Linked DNA regions of Homo sapiens: all the other regions are linked to region 1. A link is a contact called in ENCODE Hi-C or POLR2A ChIA-PET data. All regions are on one chromosome and are shown on one strand. The core of a region is the stretch at or near the end of the contact, and the rest is flanking DNA. Distances in the headings are between cores, read along the strand shown.

Evidence for each region. A loop is a pair of places that touch in the nucleus more often than their neighbours do. ChIA-PET counts read pairs that join two places held with the same protein, here RNA polymerase II (POLR2A). Pooled maps may share reads with other maps.
Region 2: a pooled map shows a loop between it and region 1 (5-fold over the local background). The contact joins two enhancer-like sites. A Hi-C loop is called at or near these places in 1 of 168 maps with a recorded cell type or tissue (transverse colon), 3 of 37 single-sample maps with no recorded cell type and 4 of 50 pooled maps.
Region 3: a loop to region 1 is called in a pooled map, with 2.9 times the contacts of the local background. The contact joins two enhancer-like sites. A Hi-C loop is called at or near these places in 7 of 50 pooled maps. POLR2A ChIA-PET finds 5 or more read pairs at or near these places in 4 of 52 experiments (H1, HEK293T, OCI-LY7 and 1 more).

Annotation. Positions count from the first base shown.
Region 1 is chr5:78,675,761-78,680,087 of GRCh38, forward strand. The region is part of intron 4 of LOC124900191 (a long non-coding RNA gene); the gene reads right to left. Among named protein-coding and RNA genes, the nearest start is that of LHFPL2, 29 kb to the left of the region's middle. Within about 2 kb of position 2,136, at least 17 of the 41 ENCODE cell types and tissues checked have a DNase peak (open chromatin) inside an H3K27ac peak, as active enhancers do.
Region 2 is chr5:78,886,590-78,890,916 of GRCh38, forward strand. The region is part of intron 4 of ARSB (arylsulfatase B); the gene reads right to left. Among named protein-coding and RNA genes, the nearest start is that of ARSB, 97 kb to the right of the region's middle. RefSeq lists an enhancer at 972-1,021. Within about 2 kb of position 2,387, at least 6 of the 41 ENCODE cell types and tissues checked have a DNase peak (open chromatin) inside an H3K27ac peak, as active enhancers do.
Region 3 is chr5:78,542,357-78,546,683 of GRCh38, forward strand. The region is part of intron 3 of LHFPL2 (LHFPL tetraspan subfamily member 2); the gene reads right to left. Among named protein-coding and RNA genes, the nearest start is that of LHFPL2, 100 kb to the right of the region's middle. RefSeq lists enhancers at 290-1,109, 1,110-1,927. Within about 2 kb of position 2,316, at least 2 of the 41 ENCODE cell types and tissues checked have a DNase peak (open chromatin) inside an H3K27ac peak, as active enhancers do.

The DNA.
Region 1 (4,327 bases), core at 886-3,385:
AGGCCTGAACCATAGCCTTCTATTCTGGTCCAGACAGCTGTGGATGGCCAAGGCGGGGAGGATAGGCGGGTTCTCTGAGGAGGGGATGTGGGTGGGGAGTAACTGGTATCTCTGCTACAATTCCCTACAATCTCCCACTCTGTTCTGGTCTATCTGGGTAATGAGCAAATTTCTGCTCCTTATCATCTTAGACTTTTAATCTTAATAATTAACGCAATTATCTGCCAAACTACTTGTCAAACAGATTCTGTGAGAATTAGTGTCTAATTATTCTAACCTCTGGTTATTCACTCTAGAAAATGACAAGCTCTGGGAGTACCTTTGGGGTTAGGTTCTTTCAGGGCAAAGATCTTGATAGAAAGACAGAGCAAAGTCCTTTTGGGTGTGGTTCTGTGTGCAGGTCTAAATATAGTTGCTTAGAATGGGCCTCAGGAAAATCCTGAAAGTGGGTGAGGTTTCTGTGTCTTCTTCTGGAACCCCTCTCACGCTTCCTGGCAAGTTATCCTGAAGACTTCCATTTGTATAGAGCTTTACAGTTTGCCAATAACTTGACGTAGATTATCTCCTCTCCTACTCACAAATACCCTGAGGAAGGTATCATTACCATCATCATTTTATAGCTGAATTACTTTATCATTTTATAATCAAAGATACTGGGCTCATTCAACAAATATTTATAGAGTAAACCAGGTGTCAGGCCCAGTGGAAACACAACGATGAAAGAACAATACCCAGGTCCTCCCTTCAGGGAGGCCAGCAGAGAATACTAATCTCAAGCAGGAAGTGACAGCACAGCACTAGGCTAGGATGCCTCGTAGAAGGACCAATGATCCCAGAATGGAACAGCTTTCTGCAGGAGTCATTGCCTGATTTTTTATAGGACCATGGTTAGTAAGATAACAAGAGCTACAGGAAAAGCATTCTAGGCCATCCCGTTCATTCTTATTTGACCTCTCAAAAAGGAGATCTACCAATTCAAATGAATTTCCAATGGTGGCATATTGGATCTTAAAACCAAAAGAGGTCGTTGGAGCAGGCAGTGTGTGGGGTAGTGTGGGCCCAGACATGTCCTCCTGCAGTCCCCAGGTTGGCTATGCCTCCTTGCAGGGACTGCAGACCAGCCTCTGGGACACTTTGCTGAGTAGGCCTGACAACTGTGGCCTCCTCTTCTGAGGCAGAGCATGCAGTAACTCCTCATTCCTCCCCTCAATGAGAGATCTCATTACACCACATAGAGGGCAGCCCTTCTGGAAGTGACAACCAGGGAAACGGAGTCAAAGCTCTTCAACTGCAAAGGCGTAGTCTAATACACACAAGTACCAAGAAGTGTTACAGGTTGAGCATCCCTAATCCAGAAATCCAAAATCTAGAAAGCTCCAAAATCTAAACTTTTTAAAGTGCTGACATGATGCTTTGCTTTCTGATGGTTCAGGGTATACAAACTTCGTTTCATTTCCAAAAAATTTTTAAAATATTCTATAAACTTACATTCAGGTTGTATGTATAAGGCATATATGAAACATAAGTGAATTTCATGGTTAGACTTAGGTCCCATCTCCAAGATATCTCATTATGTATATGCAAAAATTCCGAAGTCTGAAAAAAATAAAAAATCTAAAACACTCTGGTTCCAAACTTTTTGGATAGGGGAGATTCAACCTAGCAATTGTTTGTGGTCAGAGGTGAGAGTTCAATCCAGGACAACTTTTCCTGTTTCTCTGACCTCCCTAAAGAATACATGGAACCTGAATCTCCCCTGCAGAGGTGCAAAGGCAGCTAATACCCCAGGGCAGCAAACAGATCTCCAGAATTTTCCGCAAAGAGACTAGTTCAGCATCTCCAGGGATTGTCAGGCATTTTTACCACTGCACGCTTTTGATTTTTCTCTCAACTGAGCACAACAGAAAATTATTTTGAGGAAAAAAATATATCACTTCAGCCATGCTAACTCCCCTTTAAAGCCATCTGGGATACCAAAATGGGTGAGATAAGTGTAAAATAATTTTAAAAGATGCCATTCCTAGAAATAGTACAGAACTGCTTCCTTATGTGGCTTGTTGGTGGCCAGGGGTCTGCAGGCTGTCCTGGATCCAGGCCCAGGAAGTGACTCAGATGTGGCAAAGAAGCCATGTTGTTGAAGAACATCCCGGGGCTGGATTTGGGAAAGGCACATATTCGATGATGACATAAATTCTGGTCTTGTGCACATATTGTTTTGCAAAATCCAGGCATGAGATCATTTGGCTTGAATATATTCTCTGAGGGTTTCTCACAGACAAACACAGTTATCTGAATTGAGTTAGACCAGGGGAAAGGCATTTTAGGGATTATCTGATTGTACATGTAGACGTTTAAGCGTTTCTCAGTCAGGACAAAAACCAAGGGTTTTCTATTTGCTCTCTGGAGGAAAAGCCCACGGATCTCTTATCATGTCATCTTTTTCTACTGCTTTATGGAGAAGAACTTACAATGTTTTCTCCAAATCACTGGATAAAAAGAAAGAACAGCTGTTGCTCTTCTTTCAGGCAGCATTTATTTGACTAGATGAGTGGTTGGTTGGTTTTGTTTAGTTTCTTGTTTTAGATAATTCAGAAGAATAAGAGCCTCTAAGATTACTCACAGTTTTAACTAGGACTTTCTACTGCAAGTGGGAGGTCATGAATAATACTCGCTTTAGAGAAGCTGTAGTGCCTCTTTCCAGAAGAGACTGGTTTGACACATCACACCCTTGTGGTGTTTCTGACCACTTACATCAGAATCACCCCAGGGAAACCAGTTAAACCACACATATCTGGACTCCACTCCAGAGAGCCTCAGGGAGGGATCATGGGCCCAGGAATCTGCAGGTGTTTCTGATGTCCACCACACTTGCAATCCATAGCCCTACCAATGCCAAAGAAAGTGGTCATTTTCTCATTCTGCCACATCCTTTGCTTGATTCTGCTCAGAATTTTTTCTTAATATAACAACTAAGTCCAAAATATTACCACTCAACAGAAAGGTACAACAAATTCAGGCCCATTAACAGTGTGAAATACTAAAGGGCGGCTGGGCACGGTGGCTCATGCCTGTAATCCCAGCACTCTGGGAGGCCGAGGCGGGCGGATAACCTGAACTCAAGAGTTCGAGACTAGCCTGGCCAACATGGTAAAACTTCGTCTCTACTAAAAAAGTACAAAAACATTTAGCTAGGCGTGGTGGCATGTGCCTGTAGCCCCAGCTACTTGGGAGGCTGAGGCAGGAGAATCACTTGAACCCGGGTAGAAGAGGTTGCAGTGAGCCAAGATTGTGCCACTGCACTCCAGCCTGGGCGACAGAGCGAGACTCCGTCTAAAAACAAAACAAAACAAAACAAAACCTGAAGGGCAAGAAAGAACCTGAAGTCTAACCGATCATCAGTTTCTTGAGTAGAAGAGAGAGAGCAGCAAGTGTCCTAAGGCAGACTTGCAGGCCAGAGGGGAAAGGAGATACCTCAGAGTCTTGTGCAAGAGGCCAGGTAGGGCAAGTTTTATCTTTTTTTTCATCTGCAAAATGTTTAGAGTCATCTTCTGCAATCAAGAGGCTTGCAAATAAGGACAGACTCAGAAAGGCTCAGAAATATTCTCAAGAAAGAAGGAAGGAGCAAATTTTATGAAATCCTGAGAAGATGGATAAAGAATGTACACCCCCATATTTGGAATACTAGAAATGGGGGAATGCCCATTGAAATTTGAAAGACATTTTAGGTGTATAGAAATGCAATGACTGAATAACACAACTGGTCATAAACTTAAGGTAATTATTATCTCAATAGATATTCCAGATTGGAACTACAAATACATTCAAGAAATATTTTAAAATTTAGGGATTATAGATCTCTATCAGGTTATTAAGGTAACTGGTGATAGATGAGATGCATGCCTCACTTTAAGGCTGATTTCCTTGGAGAATAATAGATATATACCAGCAATTTTTCTTGGGGTCACACCAAAATACGGTATTTCTAGGGTTTTCATGTCCTTAGTTGTTTGGGGTATACATCTGTTGCATGGCAGCAGCCGTATAACAGGACATGAATTTCAATTCTATTTTTCCTGCTTACTAGCTGTGAAATGTTGGGTAACTTACTTTACCTTTTTGGGCCTCAGTTTCCTCATTTGTAAAATTAAATATCTATATGTATGTATTGCCATTATATATTTACCATATATACACACTATATATGTATTTTAAATTATATATATAATTTGTATATTATGTATATAATTTAAATATATATAATTTGAAATAAAGTGTGTACACACGGTAAATATGTAAATATTATTTATGTATTTATTTACTTATTAAA
Region 2 (4,327 bases), core at 1,137-3,636, 210 kb after region 1:
AAGTATCTTCCCAGCCAAATGAGGGCTCAGAGTTAAGACATTAAAGTGGGCAGTAGAAAAGAAAAAGTGCCATTTCTTACATACTGGGGTTATAGAATCATACAAACTCCCAAAGTATCCACAGATTTAGGTGACTTTAGAGACACATTTTAAATAACACATATTTTGCATTAAACTTTAAAAAAAAAACCCACTATTACCCAAATGAGCCACATGAGGGCAGTATGACAGACCACCTGCTGTATAGAATGTTACATATAAAAATTTATTAAGAAATCAGAGATCTATCAAAGCTACAAGATGCATCTGGGAGGAAAGAGAATGAACACTTGTTAAGCACTGACTGCACTAGGAGTGACTCTGATTTTGCATTATCTCTCACAGAATCTGGGGTTGGCAGACCTGGAATAGAAGCCTGAGGCCAGACACTCACTAGCTGTGTGGCCAGGGGTGATATACCACCTCAGTTTCCTCGTCTTCATGTGGAAATAACAATCACTAATTGATTTAGTCCATTTTGTGTTGCTATAACAGAATACTGAGACTAGGTAATTTATAAAGAAAACAGGTTTATTTGGCTCACAATTCTGATGACTGATAAGTCCAAGCGCTAGGCACTGGCATCAGTTGCTGGTGAGGGCTTTTGTGCTGCATCATAACATGGCAGAGAAGTGGAAGGAGAGGCAGGTGCAGGTAAAGAGGGACCAAAGAGCAGGAAGAGCCTCACTTTATAACAACCCACTCTCATGGCGACTAATCCATTCCCTTGAGATTGAGAACTCGATCCTGGGAGACAGCATTGATCTATTCATGAGGAACCCGCCCCCATGACCCAAACACTTCCTACTGGGCCCCACCTCCCAAGATGCAGTGGCAATTAGACTTCCACATGAGCTTTGGTGGAAACAAACCACATCCAAACCATAGCACTACTTCATGTATTATGATGGAAATGAAGTGACATTGCTTATGATCTTTTCTTGGCAGGGTACCTGACACAACCTAAGTGCTCAATACATGGTAGTAACTGCTGTTGTTCTTAAAATTTACAACAACCCAAATAGTTTAGTATTATAACCATTTTGTCACGTTTTTTAAAAGGAAGTTTGAAAAAGCCAAACAGTGAATAGATGGCAATGCTAGGATTCCAACAAGGTCTGTGTGACACCCCAGGCCTCTGCCCCTAGAGCACCACACTCCTGCTATCCCTAGTATAGAGTGGGCTCACACATGTAGGCCACATAAACTTTCACTTCCTGATGAAAACCACAAGTACGGTCAACCTCAGCAAAGTGTACACTCTTCCTATGAGTGTACATAGGAAGTTATTTCAAGGTAATGGTAATTCCTTTTAGAGAAGGCTTAGCTGCTGTTGGGGAAGAAATTCAAGGCTCTACTGCCAAGGAAACTTTTGGTGGCGCCCTTAACACACCAGTTCTCAGTTCTTTTCTGTGCTTCTCGAAAGGGAGTAGAGAAGAGTCTTGAGTTAGATCAGGTGAGGAAACAATTCTTCAACACATGGGTCGGTGACAGACAATCTCATCATTTGACATCACAGACTTACAAGAATCTTTCTTCAAACCTCCCCACATCACTTCTTGACAAAAACTCAAGGCCCAAACATTCACTCAGGCCAGTTGTTGAAATACACATTCCATTTCATATTGAAGCTGAGCAGACCCGTATATTCAAAACAACAAAAGGTCACCATCAGTAGAAAGAAGAAATTCCTCCATGTTCATGATACTGCACAGAGTAGCAATCACTCATAACCAATGTATCGAAACTTAGAAGAAGGTGCTATTCATGTGATACAAAAATACACTGGAAAGAAATACCTACACTCTTCCCGTGATATCAAGAAAGGCTGAGACAGAACGATTATTTCACTCTGTTGTCTGGATTGCTGTAAGTGATGCTGGCTCAATACTTTAGAAGAAGCCTGTTGTCTCTGTTTTAAATAGATACACTTCTCTGAGGTATTATGTAGTGTCCTTCAGTTGCACATATTTGTTAGTGCTCAACGGAAAGTATTGGATGAAGATGGTGGTGGAAATAAGAGTGGAGATGATGGGGACAAGGGTGGCTGGATCTGGAATCTGATTCTAGGAGCAGCTCTTCAGTTATGACTCAGATAGGAAAATTCTCCGGGTTGTACAGAGAATTTGGCCACTTTTGCTACTGTAGGAAAGGGAAGGTGTTTCCACATATCATTAGGGGAGGCCACGGATGTAGTAAGTGTGACTGTTTTTGCAATTAGTTCTCTGTGATGTTTTGCCATTAGCAATAAGCGATTCTATCAACAGTTATTCTTTTTAAGAGCACTCCAAAGAGAAAGCACTGTCAATGGACACATGTGCAACTTCTCCAAGGCTCTCCTGGCATAGCGCCAACTGCAGATGTGGCCTCAGCAGAAGGGCAGTTCAGCTTCGCCTGTCCTTGTACCCCCACAGATGGCACCTGGCCGATGGTTGCCACTTATCAGCAATGGGGCAGAATCCACTGAGTTAGGACATTAGTTGGTTAACTATATGAGAAATAGGGTGCGGTCCATAAGTTCTAGTTCAGTCTCCTGGGTATTTCAAAGAATTCAACATAAAACTGGTAGGAGTAGCAACAAGAATAAAATAAGCTCTTTTGCAACAAGGTGGAAAAGGGAGTTTCCTATATTGCTCACTGAAGTTTGACATAAATTAGAATTTAAAAAGACAATGGAACCATCAGCATTTCAAAGACGTTTCTTCTCATTTTCCCTTCTAGTTTTATTTTTCGGCAAAAGTTAATTTCTTTCTTGTTAAGAATTCATATTCAAGAGAAATTTTTGTTTCATTTCCTGACTGACATATGAAAAAAATTCCAAATCAAAATAAGATGACGCCAGCTCCTAAAAGAAGCAAAGAAACGTTTTTTCAGGGAGATGGTTTTGCAGCAATGTTTTGGCACAGGGAAAATCTAATTATAAGGCCTTTACTGTCTAGAAAAGAAATGTCAAAGTAAGACAAACATTATCATATACAGACCGTAAATCTCACTTTATTATTCACTATTGAACAAAAATAACTGTCAAAAAGTCATGGAAAAATATTGGTTTGCCAAAGATCTAAGCAAAAACATTAAGTATATGACAATGAAGCCTCATCCATATCCAGCTGATAAAAATCAAAATGAAACCATGACAACAGCATTAATTTTTAGAACTACTCCCCAAACAATTTAATGTGTGGCTTGGCCGTGGAGGGCTGCCCTGAAACATCATCTCTACCCCAACATCCCTGTGCATGCTTCAGCTGGGGCTTACCCTAGTCATCCTTCCCAACCTGACTCAAAGATCACAAAAGGAAAAGCAAGGAAGGCTCTAGCAGCCTCATACCAAGCCTGGACATCTCTTTGAACACGGCCCTGATGCAAGGGTGACTAACAGATGAGTAGGCAACATCGTTTCAAAAATGGAGAAGCCTCTTTGTCCCAGAAAAGTATCTGCTTGTTGATGGTTGATTCTTTGGATTTTTTTTTAAATTACTGAGAGGCAAACTGGAGTGCTAATATATGTCTTAGTACACATCTAAAGGATTCGGTAAATTCAATCTTCTCCTGCTAAAAGATTTTGGAGACATTATCTACCTAGATATTCAAATTACATTCTGATATTCTCAAATCTTATCTTTTTTTTTTTTTTTTTGAGACAAAGTCTCACTCCTCCAACCAGGATGGAGTGCAGTGGCAGGATCACAGCTCACTGCAGCCTCGATCTCCTGGGCTCAATCAATCCTCCCACTTCAGCCTCCCAAGTAGCTGGGACTACAAGTGTGTGCCACCACGCTTGGCTACTCTTTCCCTGTTGCACTACATTGAATCATTTCTGACAGAATGTGCATTTGATTCTGCCAAGTCTACCTTTAAAACAGCTTTCCAATCATCCCCCCTTCTGCAGCCCATTGCTTTAGGTCAGGCACTCCTCTGTCTGGGCTCCTGGGCTAATTTATATACCGCTTCAAGTTCCCACCAGAGGTGTTTGTAAAACCCAAAATCAATCAGGCCACATGCATGTTTAAAGACCTGATTGCTTTCCAATCAGGGAAAAAGTTCCAACTTCAGGCCCACATATAGAATCCTTCATATCTGCCCCCAACCTCCTTTTTGGGTATCAACTCCTGTCCTCCCCCATAAAAAGTGCCCTGAGCTTCAGTCACGTAGAACTAACTTCTCCCTGTTGTTAGAATATGTCATGCCCTTTCATGCTAATTTTGCCTTTGCACATGTTGGCTCCCTTGCCTAAAGTGCCACGGGTTAAAGATCATATCTTCTGTGAACCTGCCACTTAGTGCCC
Region 3 (4,327 bases), core at 1,066-3,565, 130 kb before region 1:
TTGTCCCTTTGTCCCCTTTGTCGAATCCACAAGCAAAGGCTGCTTGTAAATGGCTTCCTGGGACTTCCAGGAATCACCCTAGTGGGCTTCTCCAGCTCTGCTGCTCTGCTTGCATCCCGGGGGCTGGGAGGCTCTGACAGAGCTGAGCCTTCCCCCTGATCTGGGCAGTTCCAGCCAAATGGATTTCCTGCTGAAGCCCACCTCCACGCCGTGCTCATGCCACCTCTTCCACCCTCATCTCCACATGCACACCTCTCGCCTGCCCTTCAAGAGACAGCTCAAGGCCACCTCTTCCAGGGAAGCCTTGCCTTTCAGACTGCTTCTCCCACTGAAAGGGGTCTGGTCTCTATCTGGGCCACTTTGATGGTATAGGTACTCTCTACAGCCTGGTGGACTTCAGAGGACACCTTTGCTCCCTTACTAGACAGTGCACATGCACCCTGAGGTCCAAATCCTCAGGACTCACCTTCACATCCCCTACAGGGCCTCACACTCAGTGAATGCTCCTTAAGTGCCAATGGTGATATGGAAGGTAGAAAGAAATTACTTAGGCAGATAGTGAGGGTAAAAGAGTCCTCTTTTAACAAAACGCAGCCCAAGAAATTATTTTTTCCTAACAAAGAGCAGCCTGAAAAATCGAGCTGCAAGCAAAGACAGGCAAGCTGGAAGCTTGCATGGGGGAATGCCAGCAGCTGTGTTAAAGGAATAGGCAGCATGGTGCAGGCCAGGCAGAGAACCTACCTGCATAATAAAAGATGGTGGGGGGCTACCAGAAATTTGCACCCTATGCAAATGGCACACCTGGTCCAACCAATCTTTTGTGCCCTATGTAAACCAGACACCACCTCCTCACCCGGCATCTATAAAACCCTTTGCATTTCACCGCAGATCGGCAACCTGTTTGGGACCCCTCTCTCTGCAACAGAGACAGCCATTCTCTTTCTTCTGCCTTTTAAATTTCTCCTCCTAACCTCATTCCTTGTGTGTCCACGTCCTTGATTTCCTCAGTGAGACAACGAACTTCAGGTATCACCCCAGACAACGAGGCTGCTTCAGTGGGAATCTCCCTGGGGCTCTGTCCCTACAAGCAGGGGCACAGCATGCATCCACAGAGCTCTCTGGGCTCCAGGTGGGCCTCCACCTGGCCATTCTCCCTCACTGCCCCTCTGAGAGAGTGCGGCACAGTAGGAGAGCCAAGCCCTCAGCCTTGTCCCTGAGAGAATCCTCAGACCCCAGGCCTGGCCTTCTGGCTGCAGGGATGAGGTCAGGAGCCAGCAAAGCCCAGGGCAGCCCCACTAGGGCTGCAGGTCCCAGAAATCCCCAGGATACAGGGGACCAAGGTGAGGCTGAAGAGCGACCCTTTCCTCAGCAAGTCAAGTCACCTTCAGGAACACACAGCTGGAGGACTAAGGGAGACAGGTGAGATGTGTGTATAGTGACAAGGACAAAATAGGAAGATTAGAGCAAGACATCATGCCATTGCTGCACGTGAACTAAAGGCAGAGAAGATGACTTGGGACGGGAGGTGGAGGGGAGAGTCTGACTTTGCCTTTGATTGTCTCTTGCAATTCCAGGTGGAGATAGCAGAGACTCAGAATGGTGGAAGTCAATCTACCTCCAGTGGCAGATATGCCCAGGTGAGAGGGGCAGGCTGGCAAGCACTCTTCCCTGGCTCTAGTGAAGGGCACTGAGGGAGTGCTGAGGACAATCACTGACCACCCACCAGTGCCAGGACAGCAATGGCTTGACCTGCCCATTCAGAGTCCCTTGTTATGGCAGCTTCCCACGTGGCTGTCTTCCAGATATAGTTTGTCCTCTTACTTGAAGCCCCCAACCTGTGAGAACTTCAACACCCCAGCTGCTGTAGACAGTAAACTCCAAGAGGGGATCATGTGTCTCTCCCACAGGCAACACTGCATCCTTGCACAGGCATCTGGCACACAGAGCAGGTCTGCAATAAATATCTATTGCACGACACCTCAGAGGGTAAAGCAGAGCTCAGGTCTTTGGTTTTGCATCATTACAGGTAGCACATTTTGAACACAATATACAAAAGCAAATCGGCTTCAGCACTCCTGAATTGACATAGTAGGGGACAGGGGTAGACATAAAAAAAAATCTCTAAATGAAAACTAATAGTGGCTTTCTTATAGGGCTACCATTTTTACAGTAAAACTTTAGCTGGGAAAACCTCTGTTGTGATTTTTGTTAATAGGATGTATATGTAGCAGTTGTCTGAATCTTCAAGTAGCTGATCTGTGCGGATGCAGTGACGGAGCCACAGCTTGCTGACCGCAGCAGTTTTAAAGTGACTCATCAGCAAGGTCAGGCCACCTTGGTGGGAAACTGGGGCCAAAGGCAGAAAAGTGTGCCAGGAAGTCCCAGGCCATCTTCTTACACACACACACACACACGTATACACACACACACCCCAAAACAGAAAAAAAAATCCAGCTGAAATGAACGTTCCAGCCTGCATTTAACTCCATTTTAGTCTGCTTTTCAGTAACCAGGACAGCGACAAGCTTTTCTTTCTTGTCTTTTCTTTTTTTAAAAGAAAAAATTCCCTAACCAAAATATGGAATTCATCTGCATTGTAATCCCAAGTGGAGAGTGCACGCATTTCCTCTGGATCGTGCATCACTCACTCCCACTCTCTCTCATTTCTCATGGACAATGAATGGAAACACTCCCTTGTAGGAATTTCAACCGCCACTTTGAGACAGATGTTTTGGAAACCACTGACAAGCTGCTTGTCACTGTGAGGCGGATCATACACTTTCACAGCCATTTGGTCCAAAACCACGCAGAGAGCGCTTCTTCACGTCCAGCTCCAATACGATCTGCAGGGTATTAGATGGCTGATACTTAGCCACTTCTTCATGTCCCCCTTACCCAACACATTCCCCATCAGGAGGCAACACCGAAGGCTCTATCTCAGCAAAGTCACCATTGTCTGCTATAGAATCAAGAGTAGGATTTCTCTGTGAAGATCCAGCATGGTCCAAGCCTTCAATGAAAACACTACTTTCAGGAAGAGAGTTAGGCACTTGGGAAAGAAAATGAACATTTTTAAGCCACCAAGGTACTGTTCATAAATGTCTGCTAGGCAAATGGGGACCTCATGGCTTGAAAGAGTTATTATTCAATACTTCCCAAGCACCCACATAAGTTCATGTTTCTCCCTGAGGGCCTCACTTGCTCCATGAGACGAACTCACTACAGCGTTCATCTTGTTTAAAAAGACTTGGTGTGATGCGTGGAGGCCGATCATTCGAGCCACCTGGATGTGCTGTGAAATAGTTTCTCAAGCAGTCCCAGCTTTTCCAAATGCACCTATCAAAACAAACCTAAGTGCCTGTTAAATTCACTCTTTAGGAGACCTACTTTGTTCCAACAGAGTCAACTGACCGAAGATAACTTTCTGCAGAATCTAAGACACTCGCCTGAACAATCTTATTGGCCAGAATAAAGAATAAGACACTGGTTCATATACATTTGGAAGGGTATGAAGTCAGTCAAGGGCAGACCCTCAAAAAGACTCATCCTTACTTCTCAGTCTTTAGCTAAGGCCATGATACAGAGGCTGAAATGAAGAAACTAAGATACAATCTGAGAAAAATACCCAAACTTTAAAACTTAAAACCTGTGCAAAAGTTGCTCTCCTATACCTTGGTCATGTTACTTACTGAGTTCTAATTTCTACGGTACCACTAAAAACTCTGGAGTGACCGTCTGTGAGCCATTAAACCCAAGCACAAACGCACACTTTCAGGGCTGTACATGTCTGCGTAGTTTTTGCACACATTGTTAAGATTATACTGCTGGCTTATTTTCTCTATATTCTCTTTTCTACGATAAAGATCATTTACATGCAACATTAAATTTCAACTTTATATGGGGCAATTTTTGAGTGGATTGATCATAAAGCCGCATCTCTGGCAGGAAAGACACTTTTCAAAGTAGCCGTTCTGAGGCACTCCACTCACTAAAACCATGAGAGGGACACGGCAGCAGTGTATGCAAGGGCATCGGCTCTAGCCAAGAGGGCCTATCCCCACCCCCACTACTTTATCCTTGGGCAAACCACTCAACCTCAAGACTCAGCTTCCCCATGCATGAAACAGGGATAATAATAGAACCTACATTTTGTAGGATGAGCAATGCATCCTAGAAACAGTGATCAACAAATGGAAAGCTCTCCATAAATGATATTTTTTATCACATGATTCTCAGTAACCTCGACTCCAGGACTTGCTGGTGCTTACTTAGAACACCACAATCTGGCAGAATCACCTGCACATATGACTAGAACTGGCCTCCTGTC